Linked DNA regions of Mus musculus: region 2 is linked to region 1. A link is a contact called in ENCODE POLR2A ChIA-PET data. All regions are on one chromosome and are shown on one strand. The core of a region is the stretch at or near the end of the contact, and the rest is flanking DNA. Distances in the headings are between cores, read along the strand shown.

The links. ChIA-PET counts read pairs that join two places held with the same protein, here RNA polymerase II (POLR2A).
Region 2: POLR2A ChIA-PET joins it to region 1 with 25 read pairs in Patski. The contact joins the promoter of Son here to the promoter of Ifnar1 in region 1. POLR2A ChIA-PET finds 5 or more read pairs at or near these places in 4 of 5 experiments (Patski and embryonic stem cell).

The regions. Positions count from the first base shown.
Region 1 is chr16:91,482,084-91,487,761 of GRCm38, forward strand. Ifnar1 (interferon (alpha and beta) receptor 1) reads left to right here and starts at 3,132. Exons shown (of 11, transcript NM_010508.2): 1 at 3,132-3,333. The coding sequence starts at 3,261.
Region 2 is chr16:91,645,283-91,651,544 of GRCm38, forward strand. It overlaps Son (Son DNA binding protein), which reads left to right and starts at 2,542. Exons shown (of 12, transcript NM_178880.4): 1 at 2,542-2,702. The coding sequence starts at 2,626. It overlaps Gart (phosphoribosylglycinamide formyltransferase), which reads right to left and starts at 1,690. Exons shown (of 22, transcript NM_010256.2): 1 at 1,602-1,690.

The DNA.
Region 1 (5,678 bases), core at 1,882-4,381:
GGATGAATATAGACGCAAAAAATTCTTGACAAAGTACTTGCAAACCACCTTCAGGAGCGTCTCAAGAAGAGCATCCATCATGATCAAGTGGGCTTCATCCCAGAAAGGCAAGCTTTAATCAACATGTGTAAATCAGAAAATGTAATATATCATATAAACAGCCTTGAGGATAGAAACCACACAACCGTCTCAGGTGACGTCAAAGAGGCATTGACAACACTGAACACTCCGTGATAAGAAATCCTGGACCTGTTAGGAACATATGGAGCATACCTGAAAATAATAAGGGATATACAACCTAGAGCCAATATTAGATGGAGACAAAGTGTGAGCATTTATTCTCGAGTCAGGAATGAGACATACAGTGCTTGTTCTTTCCTCTCTTATTTGATATATTGTCTGAAGTCTTAGCTATAGAAATTAAATGAGACCATAAGGGGAATAAAGACAGAATACAAAGAAGTCAGACTACATTTGCACATGACATGATGCTATACTTTAGAAAACCTTACCTAAGAAACCAGAAAACAGCCGGGCATGGTGGTGTGTGCCTTTAATCCCAGCACTCAGGAGGCAGAGGCAGGTGGATTTCTGAGTTTGAGGCCAGCCTAGTCTACAAAGTGAGTTCCAGGACTGCCAGAGCTATACAGAGAAACCCTGTCTTGAAAAACAAAACAACAACAACAACAAAAGAAACCAGAAGACTATAGCTAATAAACAGTAGAGTTGGAGGACACGATCAACATTTTAAGAGACAGTAGTTTTCATATACACCAATATATTCACCAAGAAAGAAATTAGGGAACCTATCCCATTCAAATAGTTTCCCCAATCCCCCAGGGAAGTTCCTAGGAGGACACGTAAAAGAAAAACATCTCTACATTGAAAATTTCAAGGGGCTGGTGAGATGGCTCAGTGGGTAAGAGCACCCGACTGCTCTTCCGAAGGTCCAGAGTTCAAGTCCCAGCAACCACATGGTGGCTCACAACCATCTGTAACGAGATCTGACGCCCTCTTCTGGTGTGTCTGAAGACAGCTACAGTGTACTTACATGTAATAAATAAATAAATCTTTAAAAAAAAAAAAAGAAAATTTCAAGACACTGAAAAAGGAAATCAATGAAGATATTAAACAATGAAAAGGTCTGTCCTGCTCTCAAATTGGCAGAATATGTGAAAACGTCTGTACTACCAAAATTGTCTATAGATTTAATGGATATTTATCAAATTCTATTATTATATTTCCAATGCAATAGAAATAATTTATGGCTTCATATGGAACCACAAACAACTTACTAATAATCAAAGCAGTCCTAACATAAAACATACCTTCAAATTATACGGTAGAGGTATAGAGAGAAAGACAGTCTAATACTGGCATAAAAACAGACAGGAAGGCCAATGGAACAGGTCAGAGGACCTGGAAATAAGCTGGCAAACCGTGTCCCCCCGCCTCTAGAGAAAAGAGGCAAAACCATGGGGATTCAACAAATGGTGCTGGCAAAACTGGACATCCACCTGCAGAAGAATGAGGTTATGGCTTTCACTTTATACAACAGCCAGTGGATCAAAGACTTTAAAACCTGAAGCTTGTAGCCAAAAACACTGGAAATACTGTTCATGACACTGGGGAGGCAAGAACTTTCTGAATGGTAACTAACCCCAAGTCTCAACAGATGGGATTAGTAGATTCATGAAGTTACAGAGCTGAACATCAAGGGAGACTATCTGTGCATCACACAGGCTACAGGATGGGCAAAAAGCCTGTCCAGCTATACCTCAGACAAGGCTCTGATATCTCAAATTCATAAAGAACTTCAGAAAATAAGGAAATGAATCTACCAGGAACAAATGGCCCAATAAATCGAACACAGTTTTCAAACGCTGAAATATGCACCCAGTAACTATCTTTAAAGAACTTAATGTCCTGAGCCACCAGCAAAATGCACACTGACACTGCTTTGCCATTCTACCCCACCCTAGTCAGAATGGCTGACAAGAAATCTGACGAATGATGGTGAGGAAGCAGAGAGGAACTCTTTTTTTTTTTTTTGAGACAGGGTTTGTGTGTGGAGCCTTGGCTGTCCTGGAACTCACTCTCTAGTCCAGGCTGGCCTCGAACTCAGAAACCGCCTGCCTCTGCCTCCCAAGTGCTGGGATTAAAGGCATGTGCCACCACGCCCGGCATAACAAATAAGTTTCTTACTTTTTTTTTTTTTTTTTTCTTTTTTTGGTTTTTCGTGACAGGGTTTCTCTGTATAGGCCTGGCTGTCCTGGAGCTCACTTTGTAGACCAGGCTGGCCTCGAACTCAGAAATCCGCCTGCCTCCGCCTCCCGAGTGCTGGGATTAAAGGCGTGCGCCACCACGCCCGGCCCAACAAATAAGTTTCTTTATAAGATAGTAATCAGACAGAGACGGAGTTAAGGGGGTAGAGAGAGGGCTCAGTGGTTTAAGGGCACGTGCAGAGGACTGGCGTACAAACATGGTAGCTCGGAAGATCAGTAACTTTAATACCAGGGTATCTGCGCTCTACTGGCCTCCATGGGTACCAGGCACGCATATATGTACGGTGCACATATATGCATGCATGCATGCATGCAAAACACTCATACACATAAAACCAGCCTAAAACCACATTATTAGACAAAAGATCCAAACGCTGCATAATTCAAAACCCAAAGATTGAGCGAGTCACAACAGCAAACCATCCCACAAAATCAGGGAATCAAGTATAAAGATCTTGTGCAGTTGAGATAAAAGTGTTGCCGGCGCCTTCCAGGTCCCAGAGTCATTTGATCCACGGCCTCCAGGGATCCCCACACCAGGATTCGAGCCAGTGGACTAGTAACCCCCGGGGCAACGCCTCCGAACCCCCTCCGGACAAAAACAGGAAGCTGAGCCCGGAAGGAGGAGGGGCTGCGCAGGCGCACTGACTGCACCCCGCTTTCCTCTCAGGAGTCTAAGGACAATGCTGGGCAGTCTTTCCGGAAGTGGGGGCGGAGCGTGGCAGGGACCTCAAAGTCCCCAGGCCTTGACTGGACCGCGCCCGGTACTTTCCGAGCCGCTTGCTCGCGGAGAGAGCGTGGCGTCAGCGGAGAAGCTGTGCTGGGTGGAGGGGCGGGGGCGTTCACGGAAGGGGCGGGGCGCTGGAGGGGGCGGGGCGTCGCGGAGGGCCTAGCTGCCCAGAGGTAGTCTCCAGCTCCGCGGTGCTGCTGAGGAGAAGGAGGAGAATGTGAGCCGCCGCCCGGCCTCCCAAGACGATGCTCGCTGTCGTGGGCGCGGCGGCCCTGGTGCTGGTGGCCGGGGCGCCTTGGGTGCTACCCTCAGCTGCAGGTGAGCCGAGGGGCCTGTGCGAGGGCCGGGCACCATGGAGGGAGAGCTGGGCGCGGGTGACCAGAGTCCGCGACGCCCGCCCCCTGCGCCGCTCTTCAGCCTGAGGACGCTACCCGGGCCGAGCCTCAGGGCTGCTGGTGGGCGGGAGACCAGACAGCAGCAGAAATGCGCTCCCAGCCTAGTGCGGTTTGTCCCGGGCTGAGAGGAGTGAGGTGAGAGGCCCCCTAACCGGCCCGAAGTCAAAACCAGGAAACCACTGGGCTAGTTACATCGGGAGAATGCCCACTAAGGGGAGAGACAAGAGTTTTCATAGTGATGTGAGGAACCTAAAAAAGACGACCTAGCCTCACTCCTGGAGGAAAGTTCTGATTCCTCTTAGAAATCTGTATATCTGGGAAGTAAGTGATTGCCCCAAGTCTCACCCCGAAGATGGCCCATTTCTGGCTAGACGTGCATGATGTACATGCAGGCAAAGTGGTCACACATATACAGTAAATCGGAAAAAGACTATTATGAACAGAATACTGTAACTGCTACAAATGCTCTTGGGTCTTTTGTTAATCTCATGAGCACATTTGCTGCTCTTTCTGCACAGAATCAGTAAATCCCAACAGTTGGACTGGAGATCAAGCTAAGAGGATACGGATAACAGGATAGAGTCAGTTTAGGGATGACATCAAAGACTCCGTTGGTGGTACTGGAAGTGTGGCTCAGTGGTAGTGTGCACTTAGCATAGACAGCACTGAGAAACTGACAACTCAGAGTGGGGAGACTTGATGGATAGCTCCTGGTGGCTGAAAAGAAAGAAATTCAGACATCTCAGATGCATCCTCTTACATAGGATGTAACTAGAGGCAGTTCTGTAACCCTCTGGAGTAGAAGCTTGACAGGCGACATGACATGATAGTCTGAGGCAGAAGTTTTCAAAACAGGAGATAACAGTGGAGCCAGACATAGCGTTAAAGGACACTTTTTAAAGTTAAAGCCTCGTTCGGGCTGGAGAGGCGGCTCACAGGTAAGAGCACTTATTGCTCTTGCAGAGGGACCTGGATTGGTTCCCAGCACACAGTTGGTGACTTGCAACCTTCCCTAAATCCTGCTTTGTTCCAGGGGATTGGAATACACTTTTCTGACTTCCTTGGCTATGGGGCACATGTGGTGCACACACAAATGTGCAGGCAGAACACGTATACACATACAGAAAGTCTTTAAAAAACTTGCCTTGATAAGCAGGCATGGTTGCATCAGTGTCACACAAAAAGGACTTTACATCACATTTTAACACAAAGGAGTGACTCTGCTTTGCAGTGAAATTAAAAAATTTATTCTGAAATGTGAGACATACATGTTAAAGGAGTAAGGGGGCCTGTTCTCGGAAGAGTCACAGGTCTATTCTCTACCTACTTGTCCTTGAAGTGTTAGGTTAGTGTCTCAGTTAGGGTTTTACCGCTGTGAACAGACACCATGACCAAGGCAAGTCTTATAAAAGACAACATTTAATTGGAGCTGGCTTACAGGTTGAGAGGTTCAGTCCATTATCATCAAGGGAGGAGCAGGGCAGCATCTAGGCAGACATGGTGCAGGCAGAGCTGAGAGTTCTACGTCTTCATCTGAAGGTGGTTAATGGAAGACTGGCTTCCAGGAAGCTAGGGTGAGGGTCTTAAGCCCACGCCCACAGTTGGAAGACCACACCTCCAAATAATGCCACTCCCTGGGCCAAGCATATTCAAACCATGACTGGTAGATTCAAACGACCAGCAGTGGCACTTGTTTCTGAAGGCTCTGGAGCAGCCTTTTTCCCAAGCCTCCTCGTGCCTGAGGTGCAGATGGGCCTGAGCTCTCACTCCTATTGGAGGAAGAAGCTGTCTAACTATGGTCCTTGCTTGAAGTGTCCTATCGTGATGTAGCTTCTTTGGAAGTGTCTAACCCACACAATTAAGGCTATGAGAGACAAGGCATTATATATTAATAAAGGCTCGATACAGCTAGATAAAGCAATGACAGAGGTCTGTGTACCTCATGTTTCAGCTGTATGCCATTTGCAGTATGGTGATGAAACCTCGCTGTCCTCCCTGGGATGGGGATCTTCCCTTTGTCCAGGATGTCCAGATAACCAGTGAAATCATAGAGATTATTATATTCTAGAAACCCTCTTATTTGTCTAATAATGTCCCTTGTCACCCCAACTCCACTGTAATCACAGTGTGCCATATTTATTTTTATCATCTTATCGGGCCTATCTTGTTAAACGTTGTCATAACTGTGTACATACGTACGTAGGAACGAATCCAGATCGAGCTGGACTCTTTTTTTTTTTTAAGATTTATTTATTTATTATATGTAAG
Region 2 (6,262 bases), core at 1,292-3,791, 160 kb after region 1:
TAACATCTCATTTGAATACAAGCATTTGTTAAAAGTTTAGTTCTTAAGAATTAACTGGGGGCTGGTGAGATGGCTCAGTGGGTAAGAGCACCCGACTGCTCTTCCAAAGGTCAGGAGTTCAAATCCCAGCAACCACATGGTGGCTCACAACCACCCGTAATGAGATCTGATGCCCTCTTCTGGTGCGTCTGAAGACAGCTACAGTGTACTTACATATAATAAATAAATAAATCTTTAAAAAAAAAAAAAAAAAAAAAAGAATTAACTGAAACAATTCTTTAAGAAAAAAAGGTGTGTGTGTGTGGGGGGGGGGGGGCTGGAAAGATGGCTCAGTGGTTAAGAGCACTGATGAGGTCCTGAGTTCAATCCCCAGCAACCACATGGTGGCTCACAACCATGTGTAATGGGATCCAATGCCCTCTTCTGGTGTGTCTTCAGACAGTTACAGTGTACTCACATACATAAAATAAACAATTCTTTAAAAAAAAATATTGTATACTACAAAGTACCCAGAAATAGGAAGTACTAATTTGCTATGTGTTGTTACTTCATATACCTAATTGATACCTATTGCTTAGAATAGAAGCCTTGTGTTCAAATTCTAGCACCAATAAAAGGAGGGGGGGGAGCAAAGATATTATCAAGATATTTACTTATGTAGAAGATGGTTACGGAAAGAAGAAAACTGAAATATGTAAATTCTAAATTGATCCTTTACTTTGGGATTACATATTTAAGGAAAACCCAAGCAGACTGGTAAGGTTAAGAACACTTAGTTCTCTTGCAGAGGGCTGGGGTTTAGTCTCCCAGCACCCACAAGGTGGCTCACAAACATCCTAATCTGGGTCTGGAGACTGAATGCTTTCTTCCGGCTTCTTTGGGGCGTTCATTGTATGCACGTGGGCACAAACATACATGTAAGGGACAACGCTCCTACACATAAGATAGACTTTAGTTCAATTCTGTGTCATTTTCTTAGAGAAATAGCTGAAGCCATTAAACTTTTTAAAAAATCTAACTTGAATAAGAAAGCAGTGCAAGAAGACAATTTTCATTTTACTAGTCAGGATCTGTGAAATAGCAGGACTGGTCTCTTCACCAGCAGCGGCTGGGTGCCTGGGCTCCGGTGTCAAGGCCTTACTAGCCGGGAGACTCGGAGAGTCTTTTGTAACTTCTTGGGTGTCAGTTAACTAACAGGCAATTTATAGCGAGAACAAGAGAATAGGGTAAGGAGAGAATAAAAGAATCGGTTAAAACCACTTCCAAATATTTGTTTTGAAAAAGTAGAAACCAAATACGAAAGTGGTCCAGGTAAATGGTTAGTTACTGTGATAAAACTAGAGCGGATAAAAAAACCATCGGTGTACAGGGTCTGTCTTTACAAGGCAGAGATGCACAGAAACCTGGACCCGGCCTCAGAATTAGAAAGCTGGGAAAGAACTACCTGGCCGACCTCCATCAAGGCCGTGCAAAGCACGTGGGCTTTTCGCCAGTCACGCCAGTTTCGTTTCAAGAGTAGCACCGGTCGCTGAGGTTAAACCCATGGGTCAAAGCGTTTAGGCAGTCCACGCATCATCTTAAGAACTAAGGCATTCACGCACCTGCAAGCCCCGCCACGCAGCTCCGGCTCGCACCCGCCACTCGCACCCGCCGGAAGTTGGCCCGGGGAATCCAGCGCGCCCCGGCCTCTGCCCCGCCTCCGATGGACTCGGCTGCTCATTGGCCGCAGCCCGCCTAGGTCCCCGCCCGCGAGGCGACCCGTGGGGGTTCCTCCCGCCTTAGGGTGCGGTCGGAGCCCGCTGCCTAGCCGGGCTCAGAATCCCTGGCACCACGATTAGAGCTGATGATGCTCGTCAGGGGCTGTCACTTAAGGTCCCTGCGTTTACCCCAGAGCCTCCTACACTGGGGGCAGAGCCGAGGCTGCCTGACTGTGGCTGCTCACCAAGCGCCAGGGCGGAGCGGCCAGGGCTGGACTCCGGAGCAGCTCAAGCGCACTGCGTTTAGAACGCAGGTCGCTCAGACGCTCCAGCCTTTGCTAAAAACTACGCGAGGCCGGTTATAGCAAGCATCGAGGCAGAATGGGAATGGCTCCTTTCCAACTCATAGTGGGGACGCGGGACGGGGATTTCTTTCTCATGCACGTCTCCCTGACCAAAGTAAACTTGGCGCTTGCAACAAACGCGTTCGAGCTCCGTGCCGGACAAGCCGAGGCTTTTCTCGTCCCCCAGCTTTTTTTTTTTTCCATGGCCTCTAATCTCAGGCATTTACTCCCTATAGAAAGCCTCTTAGGAGTCCCCGCAGGCTGAGGGGATCAACAGCCGAAGCTGTCGCGGTCGCCTCGGGAGCGACTTCTCCTGTAATGGCGCCTGCGTCAACCACTAACATGGCGGCCGAGTTCGTGCGCGGCGCAAACGTCAGCAGCTCTACCCCGGCGGCTCAGAAACAGCGGAGGAGAGCGGGCCGGTGTTCGCTGATTGGCTCGTGGGTGGAGCGAGCCCGTGCGGACGCTCCCTCACGAGCCAATCAGGAAAGGGATAAAAGGAATTGGCCGCTGCGCCTCCTCCCGAGGCATGCTGGGAGCCTGGAGGACTAGCGAGGAGTAGTTGAGAGAACGGAGCGGACGCCATGGCGGCCGACATCGAGCAGGTTTTCAGGTCTTTCGTGGTCAGTAAATTCCGGGAAATACAACAGGAGCTTTCCAGGTAAACGCTTCCCAGACTTTTCTGCTCCTCGCGGGCTGTTAGGGCTTCATCTAGCCTCCCGTGGCATCTTTCACGGAACGCCGTCGTTTCTCGGCTCAGGCCCCGCTACGGCCCCGCCTGGGCCTGGGATCCATTTTCCGCCCCCCCCCCCACCCCCCCAGTTCCCCGTTCGTTCCTTTCGCGAAAGATCGTCTCTTCCGCGGTGTCGCACACGCCGTTTCTTTCTTCCAGTTAAGACGGTCACCTTTCCCTCGTTTGGACACCCCCTACCCTCCAGCTACTCGGAGGCCCGGCGTCCACCAGGGACGGGCCTAGTTCCCTTCCCAGCTCCTCCTCCGCCGCCGCCTTTCCCCTCCCCCTCCCCGCCTCCGCGCATTTCGCCGGCCGGTGTCTATGGCCGGAAAGGGTCTCTAACGGCCGCTTCTTGGGTAACCTTAAAACTTCTTTATTATTGTACGCTTGCGATCGTTTGGCCACCGCAGTCTATTTATTAGACGATTTGGGCCCCGGTTACTGCTCTGTGCTTCAGACCGGATTAGCACTCTTTTCACAGTTGTAAATTGAAACATCTCAGTTCGATGTAAGATACAAGATCAAATATTCGAGAGGATGATAGGAGGGGGCTTTGGAACTGCTGGATGCGTAATTTGATTGAGTAGAAAGTGGAGTATGTGTTATTTTTGTTATTTTTCCTTGCTACCCCGACTTAACGGACGGATTTTTGTCACTGCCAGTAGACTTCAGAGGTTAGCCTTGGTTCTCAGAATTTAATGTTGAAGAGATCTCCTCAGTTGTTTACTTAGGAAAATAGTGTGGGTTATGTTATAACTTAAGGAAATATTCAGAGGTAAATATTTTTTACTTTTATTTTTTAACGAATGGTTTAAGTTGAGAACAGAGCAATACATAAGTTAGAAAAATCATCTGATAAGCAGTTGTAAATTATATGCCCAAATTACCTGGGACTGTGGATAGAATAATGTTAATCATATTTTATTGCAGAAATTGTTTTTTTTTCAAGATAGGGTGTTTTTGTTTGTTGCTGTTTTTGTTTTCTTTCTTTTTTTTTTTTTTCTTTTTTGTGGACAGGCTCTAATGTCATGGCTTACAGCTTTGTAGCTGAAGCTGCCCTGTTGTCATCTTTCAATCAATGGTGGCGTCACAATTTTTTTTTTAAATAAAAATATTTATACACTGTGTTGCTTTTTAACATTTTGAGACATTGGGTATTTTTTTTTGTTTGTTTAATGAGATGAAACATAAACTAAGGGAATATCATTTTACCTGGAAACCTTTGATTTTTGAGTCAGGGTCTCACTAGGTAGTCCTGGCTGACTTAGAATTCACTGTGTAGATTAGGCCGGCCTTGCCCTAATAGGAATCTGCCTGCCTCTGCTGGGATTAAAGGCCAGTGCTACCACCATTCTGAAACTCAAGCAGTCTCTTGTACTGGTTGTATTTACTTTTTTGTAGGGTGGGGGTTGGAGACTGGGTTTCTTTGTGTGGCTCTGAAGACCAGGCTGGCCTTGAACTTTAGAGATCCACCCGCCTCTGCTTCTGTAAAAGGCTTGTGCCATCGTGCCCTTTTAATGTGTTTTCTCTTAGTGTGGTCATTTTGTATTGTATTTTAGACATAATAGATTATGAGCAGGTTTGTCCTTCAAAGTCTCAATTATTGGAACACTTTTCATAACTACATAAATTCCTTTTTAGGATATTTATTGTTGGACAGATAAATGGTTTAAAATTCTAACTGCTTTTTAGTAATTGTAATTAACATTCTGGTAGCTTTAAGGAAAATTATTTTTTATAGATTGATTTGACTTTTCTTTTCTTTTCTTTTCTTTTCTTTCTTTCTTTCTTTCTTTCTTTCTTTCTTTCTTTCTTTCTTTTTTTTTTTTAAAGAAAGCTCTCCCTGCCTCTGCTTCTGCTTCACAGTGCCTGAATTGTCCTCCTGCCCAGCCCTAGATGACTGGAACAAACCTCTAATCCTAGTGCTCACAAGGCAGAGGCAAGAAAATCAATCCCTGTGAGGTAGTTGGTCTACAGTAGTGAGTTCTAGGCCAGACAAAGTAGAGAGACCCTATCTTAAAAAAAAAAAAAAAAAAAAGTGTAAGTGAGAGCATTAGAAAAACCAGCCTGGTTTATGGCATAATCAGTATAAAAACATTTTTTTTTAATTTGCCATTTGAGTGAGCTACTTTCCCCCTATTTGCTTATATATCAGTATAGGTGGTGAGACTAACACACAATTTATTGCATACAGTTTTTTCCTCCATTTATAGAAACAATAATAGTCCTGGTTGTGGACTCTTGTTAAAATTTCATGGTTTTTAAAAATAGGTGGCAGGCCAGGTATGGTGGTGCAGGCCTTTAGTCCCAGCAGATGGGCAGAGGTGGGCACATATCTCTTGAGTTTTAGACTGCCAGGGCTACATAGTGAGGCCTTTGTCTTGGAAATAAAACAAAAGAAAGTGGCACTAGTATGTATGTATTTAGAAATGTTATTAGCCTAACAAGGTTTGTGTGTTAGAAAACCAATCATTCCTCACTAAAGTGTTCTGTTTCTTTAATAAAACTGTTAGCAGGTAGCAGTTTTATGTGCATTCAGGTAGCAAAATTCTAATTCAAACTGAATGCATTTTAAATTTTTTGCAAGTTTATCCAAAAATAGTAAAAAATGTTTATGTGAATGACCTTGTTTTATCTATGGTGATGCTCTGGCCCTGTGATCTGAAGACAAGCTATTGATCATTTTACTATTAGTATAAATGAATTGCCACTTGTTCTGTGTAAAATTCTTGAATTTCATAAGTTGTTTAGTAAGCAGACTTTTAAGTACAAGTTTTTTTTTTTTGTTTGTTTGTTTGTTTTTTGGTTTTTTGAGACAGGGTTTCTCTGCATAGCCCTGGCTGTCCTGGAACTCACTTTGTAGACCAGGCTGGCCTTGAACTCTGGAATCCGCTTGCCTCTGCCTCCCTAGTGCTGGGATTAAAGGCGTGCACCACCACGCCCGGCACATGGTTTTCTTTTTAAAATTTACAGCATTTCAGTTACAGTCTGAATATGAAGAGGCTACAAGCAGCCCTTTACACAGTGTTTGCCTGGATGGTTTGTGATCAGTGCACAGTGTGGCTTTCTACCATAATGCTTGGTCGTCTGTTTTTCTTTGTGAATGTGAATTAGCTCATTGTTACTTAGGTAACTGGAAGCTTTAAGTTGTTTTAATCATAACAATTATATTTTTTTCTTTTTCTTTCTTTATTTTTTTGGGGGTGGATGGGGGACGGGTTTTCTGTGTTGTCCTGGAACTTTCAATGTAAACCAGGCTGGTCTTCAACTCAACAGGGATCCTCCTGCCTCTGCCTCCTGAGTGCTGAGGGAGGGCTGGGATTAAAGGCCACCACTTGTAGCTTATCTTATTTTGAAAACACAGTTGGACGTCTGATTTTAAAAGTTCTTTAACTGTCTTAGTTCTTGAAACTTTATGTACTAATGGCAAACATCTGAAATAGAAAATCTTGAGGCTTATGGGTAGCATAATATAATGTAAGATCATG